2 separate regions of the Homo sapiens genome follow, and region 1 is linked to region 2. A link is a contact called in ENCODE Hi-C data. All regions are on one chromosome and are shown on one strand. The core of a region is the stretch at or near the end of the contact, and the rest is flanking DNA. Distances in the headings are between cores, read along the strand shown.

Region 1 (4,281 bases), core at 369-2,868, 1.2 Mb before region 2:
CTTGAATTTTATGAATGAAGACAGATGATTCCTGTCCATGGAAAATAAATAGTCTGTATCCTTTAAATAATTTAAGGCACATTTCTTGCTAATATTCTGGGTCCACCTATGTCTTGCATTGAAAAAGTATTTACCTAATATCTTAAAGCAGGGCTATGATAACTTAGTTCTCAAGGAAAGAAGGTTTTAAAAATAATTTTCTCTGCTCTCCATTTCTCTTACTGTAAGCATGTGGCAAAGTCTTGGCATCTGCTCAGAATAAATTTTCTGCTTCCTTTCTGTCTTTTAGTCAGCGCACGCTTTCTCTGAGTTCTCCCCCTTACTCCTTCCCTGCTTTAGTAATCTACAGGAAACCAGACCTTACTAATTTGAGTGCTTGCTCTTAGAATTACTTATTACTGTATTAATACATATTTGCTAGAGTTTGTGGAGGATTTGTATTGCTCTAGGTGCTAATAAAAATGTGTAAAAGACAGGCCCCTTAAATAATGTGCAATTTTGAGGGAAACAACAAAGGCAAAAGGATTTCTTTGGGACTGGCTATTTGCAATAAATTGCTCATTTGATTTTATTTTTTATTTTTTTTTTAGCATGCAGGAGGTTTATTAAGAAATGCAATGACGGCAGGATTGGCCAGAGAGAGAAGTCAAGACATGATGCATTCTCAATGGAATGCCTCAGCTGACCATGTGGGGAGTTCTAAAGACGGACTGATGATTCAGAGTGCCCCATGTTGATTTATCAGTAATTTGTTTTGAGCTGCCCTGGAAAGCGGGTGTGAAGTTGGTTGAGAAGGCCCCAGATTTCTCATTTTAAAATGCTGCATGTGAGAGGACATTTTTCACAAAGAACTACTAAATTAAAAAATTGGGGAATAGAACCCTACTATGAACGGAGTGTGTTTCTTCTATTCAGGCACATATTTTTGCCTAATATCCAGATGCTGTTTCCAAAGCTATTTTTTCATGAAATTGTGTTGCTCTAGAATGCTCAATGGTTCTCAAATTTTAGTGTGCATCAGAATCTTAACAATGAGGGGCTAAGACACAAATTCCTGCCCTCCTCCCTGCCGCCCCCCTCCAGAGTTTCAGATTCATAGGTCTCGGTTGGGTCTGAGAATTTGCATTCCCAAGCAAGTTAACAGGTGATGCTGATGTTTCTCAGGGGATAACGGGCAAATGGTGAAACCCAGAAAGTTTTGTTTCTAGATATGAGATCCCATTGTCTTTGCCAATGAAGCTGTGCTGTAACTCCATCTTAACAAGTAACCCCAAATTATACCCACCTGAAAGACCTTTGTGGGTTGTGGAAAACCTGGAAGATGGCTGAGAGACAGTACCCTCGAAGTAGTTCTGAGGAGATTGTTCTGCTTGTATTCCCATGCAGCGCCATCACTGCCTGACTTCCTTATGTGTGTCTGATTTGAGGCAGTTCTCTAGGAACCAGTTCCTGGTGCTGCAGTGCCACTGGCAGCTTCCCAGGGCTTCCAGAACCCTAGTGGCATGGTGGGAACTCCTGTTCCTCACCCGACCTCTCCACAGCCCTGGACCTGTAAGGTTTCTTCCAGGCTACATGGAATTAGATTTCCACTTTTCCTTGGTTCACAGGGGGCAGGAGCCAGGTTGGAACGGCTGCCAAGGAGACTGTCTTTTTTCAGAGCCCTTAACTGGCAGTCAGCAAGACCGAACTCCTCTGCTCCTTGGTGAATGGTGATGCTGATTATTTGGAAGCTTTAGCACCAAAGTTTGAAATTCCCCTAAGTGAATGGTTTTGGCGATCCCCTTCCTTTAGTTATACTATTGGCTTTCTCTCATGTTCATTTAGGTTGCCAAATCTTCTGTATAATCCTCATCCCCCATCAAAAGAGAAAAAAGAAAAAAGAAAAAGAGTAGTTCTATTTTTGTGGAAAAAGAGGAAAGAATCCAGGAAACATTTCAGAGAACTGTATGTTTTCTTAGTTCCTTCTCTCCAGACACGAAATCCAAGGAGTATTTGGTCAGTTGCTAACATTACATGAGGGGCTTTTTTTTTTTTTTAAAGTAGGTATAAAATTTAACTTCTCTGCCCACCTCCTGACAAGAAACTGTGGAAAATATCCAGTTTACACAATTTGAATAAAATTATTCCTTGATAAAGGTCACGTTTTCTTATTCATAAGAATCTTCACAGGAAGATAGCATGGAAAGGGACTAATAGGTGCCCAGGTTCCACTCTGATTGTGCAGAGAATATAAGGCGGGCCCAGGCTGTAAGGAGCCCTCCTACATCATTCTGCTGGTAGAATTAACAGCAGCAATTGCCCAGGTCTGTTGTAAGATTAGGATTCTGCCCACCCTCTGGAGCTGCCACCATTCTGCCTTCTCTTTCTTAGAGTTTTGTATTCTAAGTTTTTACTTTGAATCTTGAGAATAGAAAATAGTTTTCAGTCTCTTGAGATTTTACATAGTTTGTCCATGAGCTTCAGAAATGAGTTCAGTGTAACTGCTTAGATACCTCGATTTATCTTTTTCAGTTTCATTTGTTATTTTTAAAATGCTTTAAGATACGATTAAGAGGCCGGGCGTGGTGGCTCATGCCTGTAATCCCAGCACTTTGGGAGGCCGAGGCAGGTGGATCACCTAAGGCCAGGAGTTCGGGACCAGCCTGGCCAACATGGCGAAACCCCGTCTTTACTAAAAATACAAAAAAATTAGCTGGGCGTGGTGTCAGGCACCCATAATTGCAGCTACTCAGGAGGCTGAGGCAGGAGAAGTGCTTGAACCCAGGAGTTGGAGGTTGCAGTGAGCTGAGATCGCGCCATTGTACTCCAGCCTGGGCAACAAGAGCGAAACTCCATCTCAAAAAAAAAAAAAAAAACAAAAAACCATTAAGAGAATCTGCAGATAGTTCCTTTGGCAGAAATGTTGGTTAAAAAAAATCTTCTGGCTGTGCACCAAGTCAGTGACCTATAAATACTCTGTGCTGGCTCTTCTTTCTCCTCTTTGTGATTCGCTGGGATACAGATCTTGGACTAATGCCTTGAAGAAAATGTTATTTTGATGATAAGCAAATATTTCAATTGATTCTAGAATTGAAGACACTGATTGTGGACTGGATGATTTCTTCTAGCCCAAAATTCATTCTCTAGATTAACCTCAAGTCTGCTGTAAGTGGGGGAGAGGATGCCAGTTCACATTATCACAGTTACCATTATTATTATTATTTTTTGGCCAAAATCAACCTTCATTTCTTAGTGTACATTTCTATAGTTACTAATTCAGTCAGGCTCAACTGGGTTCTCTGCTTCAATGCTCATAAGGCTAACTCAAGGCATCAGCCAGACTGGGCTTTTTTTCTGGAAGCTCAAGTAAAAAATCCACTTCCAAAGCTCATTCAAATGGTTGGGAAAATTTATTGTCTTGTCATCACAGTTTAAAGATTGTACTCTACAAGGGTAGCAAACACTATCCTCGTTGACCTTCAGGGTTGGGACTGTGTGACTTGTTTATATATGTGTATATTTGTGTGAGAGAGAGCAAAATAATGTATACTTGGTACGGTTTAGTGTTAACTGTTGGGATATCAGAAATATAAATAATACTTAAAGTGTACTGCCCATTCCTTGTGGAAGAAGCACCTGTAAGCACTGTATGTACAGTGTATTCCTTTATTTAATCCTCACAAAAGTCCTATGTGGTAGATTCTATTACTATCCCCATTTGTAGATTAAGAAACTGAGACTTAAATAAGATAAATAGCTTGCTCATGATTTCACAGCTGATAAATAGCAGCACCAGAATTGAACTAACCTCTGTCTTGAAAACAAAGTTCTTATATACTGTGCTACCCTGAGGAAACTTCTAGTTGAAAAATTGTGGTCTCATATGGTCAAAGCTTGTTGACTGTGTAATGCCATTTCTCTTCCTCACCAACTTTAAGGTTTTTTATATGAGAAAGGGCATGGGAGGCTGTCACCGACCTTTCTTCTCTTCTATTACAATGCTTTACCTTCAGACTGCCATTTTTTTTTTTGAGGCCAAAGAGAAATAGAAAGTAACTTCTATCCAAGCAAAACCTGGGGACCCTAGATCTAGTCCATCTCAATTGAACCAGAATGTTTCCTACTAATAGATAAAATCTATTTTTGTTTAATACTATGCCATTCCATAAAGACATGATTATTCCTTAGCTTCTCCAAAGGGATACTTACTGAAAGTGTAGCTGAGACTGTTTATTCAGTAGGTTCCTAAGCACCATCTGCTTTACTGAGTGTTCTAGATTTTGTCTAGGTTATTCCTGTAGA
Region 2 (4,180 bases), core at 1,288-3,787:
TTTCGTTTTCGATTCCTGAGTTACTTCACTTAGAATAATGGCCTTCATGGGCATGGTGGCTCACGCCTGTAATCCCAGCACTTTGGGAGGCCAAGGCGGGTGGATCACCTGAGGTCAGGAGTTCGAGACCAGCCTGGCCAACGTGGTGAAACCCTGTCGCTACAAAAATTACCTGGACATGATGGCTGATGCCTGCAATCCCAGCTACTCGGGAGGCTGAGGTGGGAGAATCGCTTGAACCTGGGAGGTGGAGGTTGCAGTGAGCCGACATTGGGCCACTGCATTCCAGCTTGGGTGACTGAGCAAGACTTCATCTCAAAAAAAAAAAAAAAAAAAAGAATAATGTCCTTCAGTTCCATCCAAGTTGCTGCAAAAGACATTATTTTGTTCTTTTTATAGCTGAGCAGTATTCCATGGTGTGTTGTGTATGTGTATATGTGATGTGTATATATGTATGTGTATATGTGATGTGTATATACATATATCACATATTCTTTATCCACTCATTGGTTGATGGACACTTAGGTTGATTCCATATCTTTGCAATTGTGAATTGTGCTATGATAAACATATGCATGCAGGTGTCTTTTTGATATCGTCATAATGATAAATTTTAATCAAAGTATAGCAACTATGTTAAAATTCTAACATAAAATGAATTGTTTATAAAATGTTAAAATTTTTTAAATTTATAAAAAAACAAAGTAAAACAAAATAAAAAGGAAATATACCCAAATGTCAATGCCTTCAGATCCTTGGATTGTGGGTCATAAAAGACTTTTCCCTTTAAACCTTTCAGAATACAGTAAAGTTGAAGGCAGGCAGGATCAGGAGGCAAGGGCAGCAATGGAAAGTAGCTGAGGCCATAGGAAGAAGAGAAAACCTTGCGGTGAACAGGACAGTGCAGGCTTGGGGGGATGCGGTGAGGGTGTGGCAGGTACAGACTACACACTGAAACACCTGGCTGGAGTGCAGGAGAAGGACGAAGGGTTAGGTGAAGGTAGGATGGACTCTGAAGCTTTGGGTCTGCACCTGGGGCAGGAGGGAGAATCCAAAGCCTACTGCCTCTCTTCCTCCCACTGCCCCCTGCTGAAGGGGACCAGGCAAGGGCTGTCGACAGGGGAGACCTCTGCCCTGCTGCTTGGAGGGGAATCACTGGCCCTCCATTCAGCTTCCCTGGACACCATGGATGCTTTCAGCTTCCCAGCAACACCTTAGCTATCAATCTCTAAAGTGCTTCCTCCTCAGAATTACTTAAGGGCATAAAGAATAAGAACTCATGTTACCTCTCTGATACAGTAAAATGAAGGCCATTCCATGTTCTCATTTCTGGCCTGAACCTGGGTTCACTTCTGTACCTCCTCTCCTGAAACAGGCAGCCAAAGGCAATCGAAACAAATGTAAACAAACAGAAACCTGCATTGCTAGTTTAAAGATCAAACCAGATAGCCCTTTTAGGAACTATAAAATATTAAATAAACATTAGTTAACAGCATCTATATTACTTTTCCAAGTTAAAAAGTAAGCCTCTCAATGTATCTGTTCTATGATTTTACTACTAAGGGGCAAGTCAGGCATTGTACTTTGCTGTGTCTGTGTCAGGATTTCATAAAATGTTGTTAGCCCCTCACAACATTCCTATTAGATATGCTTATCCCCAGGTGACAGAAGAGGCACTGGCTGCCCAGAAGACCTGGCCTTAAACCCCTGCCAGGCGGTGGCATAGCTGAGGCTGGGACTCCTGTGTCCCAGCTAACACTAGCCCGCTCTCTCATAAGGGGTTGGAGTTTGTATCCACATGAATGCTAGGGGATTCCAACTCCTTTCCACAGTCAGTGGAGATTTTAATCCCCGAACAACAAAGCCAAAGCCCTGGCTCAAAGTCACAAGTTGTGGCCCAGTTCTCATCAATTCCAAAGCTGCTGCTGCACCAAACACCCTGTTAGCATTTGTCATGGAGAACATTTCCCTAAGGCCATGTGGGAACCCAGATGGGCAGCCCATGGCTCACTCCACGAACAGAGGTCAGAGCTCAGATGCATTTCTTCCCTGTGGTCTTTCTTCTAACATTATGTGGGGGAAATTCTCCCCAGTAAAAGTGAAAGTAAAGGAAGCAGGGCTCTAACAACAACAATAATAATAGCTAACTCACAATCCATCCTACTCCATGCCAGGCACTGTTACAAGCACTTGACGTGCCACTGAATCCTCACCGCCCTATGATGTAGGTATTATTATTACTTCTAGCTTACATAGGGGAAACTGAGGTACAAAGAGGTTTTAAAAAATGAGTCAAGGTCACACAGGTGGTGGAAGAACCAGAAATGAAACCCAGGGATCTGGCTGAGTCCATACTCAAGACTGCTTGGCCTCTCCCTGTTTGCTCTGGCTAATAACCAATTAACCCACTCTTCCTTGACAAGGGGGTTAATCATCACCTGAGGGAGCACACAGCCACAAACCTGAATCGCAGAGTTCTCCAGAAAGGATCCCATCAAGCCGCTGGTCTGGCATTCACAAAACATGTCAGCCTCTGAACTCACTTCTTTTTTTTTCTTTCTTTTTTTATTTTTTATTTTTTTTGAGACAGAATCTTGCTCTGTCGCCCAGGCTAGAGTGCAGTGGCGTGATCTCGGCTCACTGCAACCTCCACCTCCTGGTTCAAGCGAGTCTCCTCCCGAGTAGCTGGGACTACAGGCGAGTGCCACCACCCCTGGCTAATTGGTTTTTTTTTTTTTTTTTTTTTTTTTTTTTTTTTTTTTTTGTATTTTTAGTAGAGACAGGGTTTCACCGTGTTAGCCAGGATGGTCTCGATTTCCTGACCTCACTATCCACCCACCTCGGCCTCCCAAAGTGCTGGGATTACAGGTGTGAGCCACCATGCTCGGCCTGAACTCACTTCTTTTGGCCAAAACAAGCTGTTCCACTTGGAGCCCTTGTTTATTCCATGTCCGTTTACACACACACCTAGACTGACAACTCGAGTGACAAAGGCCCACAACAGCACCTGACATTTCCTGAAAGCCACCCAACAAGGTTCACTTTTGTGCCATTTCCTCTTTTCATTCTCCTCCACGGCACACGTACATGGGAAGAAAATGCAGAACTCAGGGGAAGGAAACAAAGATCTAAAGAGAAACTTCAACTGTCATGAAACTCCAGCTATTCACAGAAGCGAGAATGTTTGCCCCGTGACCCTTAACCGAAAGTTTCAAGGCAAGGAAATTAAGCCACCCTTGGACTTGCATCACAGAAACCCCTTAAGGCTGGACTATGCGGGTGCCTCAGCTCCTCATCCCTGCAGAGCTTTCTTGGGGGGCTGTGCCTAAGCAGTGTATAGAAGTGGACTTGTCATCAGCAGGAGAGTGGTAGGCAGAGAAGGATGGGGGAGAGGGGCCCTTTGCAAGTCCTAGGAACCCCTCAGAGTGGCTGGGGTCCAGCTCAGAGCAGCTACAGTGAGCTGATGCACAACTTCAGGATCCACATGGGTCCCCTGCTTAAAGGGGAAGGGTTAAAGGCCTTTTTGGTGCCCCATCCCTGCAGGACACCCTGGGGAACCGCCAAGGTGCACAAGACCCACCTGCCTACTCACAAAGACCCAATGGTGTGGGAGTTTGGAGCCATTCCTTTTCCCTACTGAGGCCTGCCCACACCTACTCCATTCTTGTCAAACTGCAGGGGGTAGCGAACAAGTTCCTTATAAGTGAGAAAATAGGCAGCATGGGAGAAAAATGACAACGCGGCTTGTATTCGTCTGACAGAGAAGCACTGAGACTAAACACAAGACTCTCATTTCCTCAAAGGAATATGCTCTTTCCCATTTTTCTCTTCTCTTTTTTTTTTTTTTTGAGATGGAGTTTCGCTCTTCTTCCCCAGGCTGGAGTGCAATGGCGTGATCTCGGCTCACCGCAACCTCCGCCCCCTGAGTTCAAGTGATTCTCCAGCCTCAGTCTCCCAAGTAGCTGGGATTACAGGCATACACCACCACGCCAGGCTAATTTTGTATTTTTAGTAGAGACGAGGTTTCTCCATGTTGGTCAGGTTGGTTTCGAACTCCCAACCTCAGGTGATCCCCGCACCTTGGCCTCCCAAAGTGTCTTTCCCATTTTTCTTGCAACAAGAGCCTCTCAACCTATATTTTGTTATTCCATTTGGGGTAGAGACACATACATAGAAAGAT

What was found. Hi-C counts contacts between places; a loop is a spot of excess contacts on that map. Pooled maps may share reads with other maps.
Region 1: a loop to region 2 is called in a map with no recorded cell type, with 11 times the contacts of the local background. The contact joins two enhancer-like sites. A Hi-C loop is called at or near these places in 3 of 37 single-sample maps with no recorded cell type and 3 of 50 pooled maps.

The regions. Positions count from the first base shown.
Region 1 is chr3:171,280,916-171,285,196 of GRCh38, reverse strand. The region is part of intron 2 of TNIK (TRAF2 and NCK interacting kinase); the gene reads left to right. Among named protein-coding and RNA genes, the nearest start is that of MIR569, 180 kb to the right of the region's middle. Within about 2 kb of position 1,618, at least 13 of the 41 ENCODE cell types and tissues checked have a DNase peak (open chromatin) inside an H3K27ac peak, as active enhancers do.
Region 2 is chr3:170,043,993-170,048,172 of GRCh38, reverse strand. All of the region lies in intron 2 of GPR160 (G protein-coupled receptor 160), which reads right to left. It overlaps LOC124909455 (a long non-coding RNA gene), which reads left to right. Exons shown (of 3, transcript XR_007096156.1): 3 at 1-736. Among named protein-coding and RNA genes, the nearest start is that of GPR160, 8.1 kb to the right of the region's middle. RefSeq lists enhancers at 1,837-1,996, 1,957-2,457, 3,037-3,086. Within about 2 kb of position 2,537, at least 10 of the 41 ENCODE cell types and tissues checked have a DNase peak (open chromatin) inside an H3K27ac peak, as active enhancers do.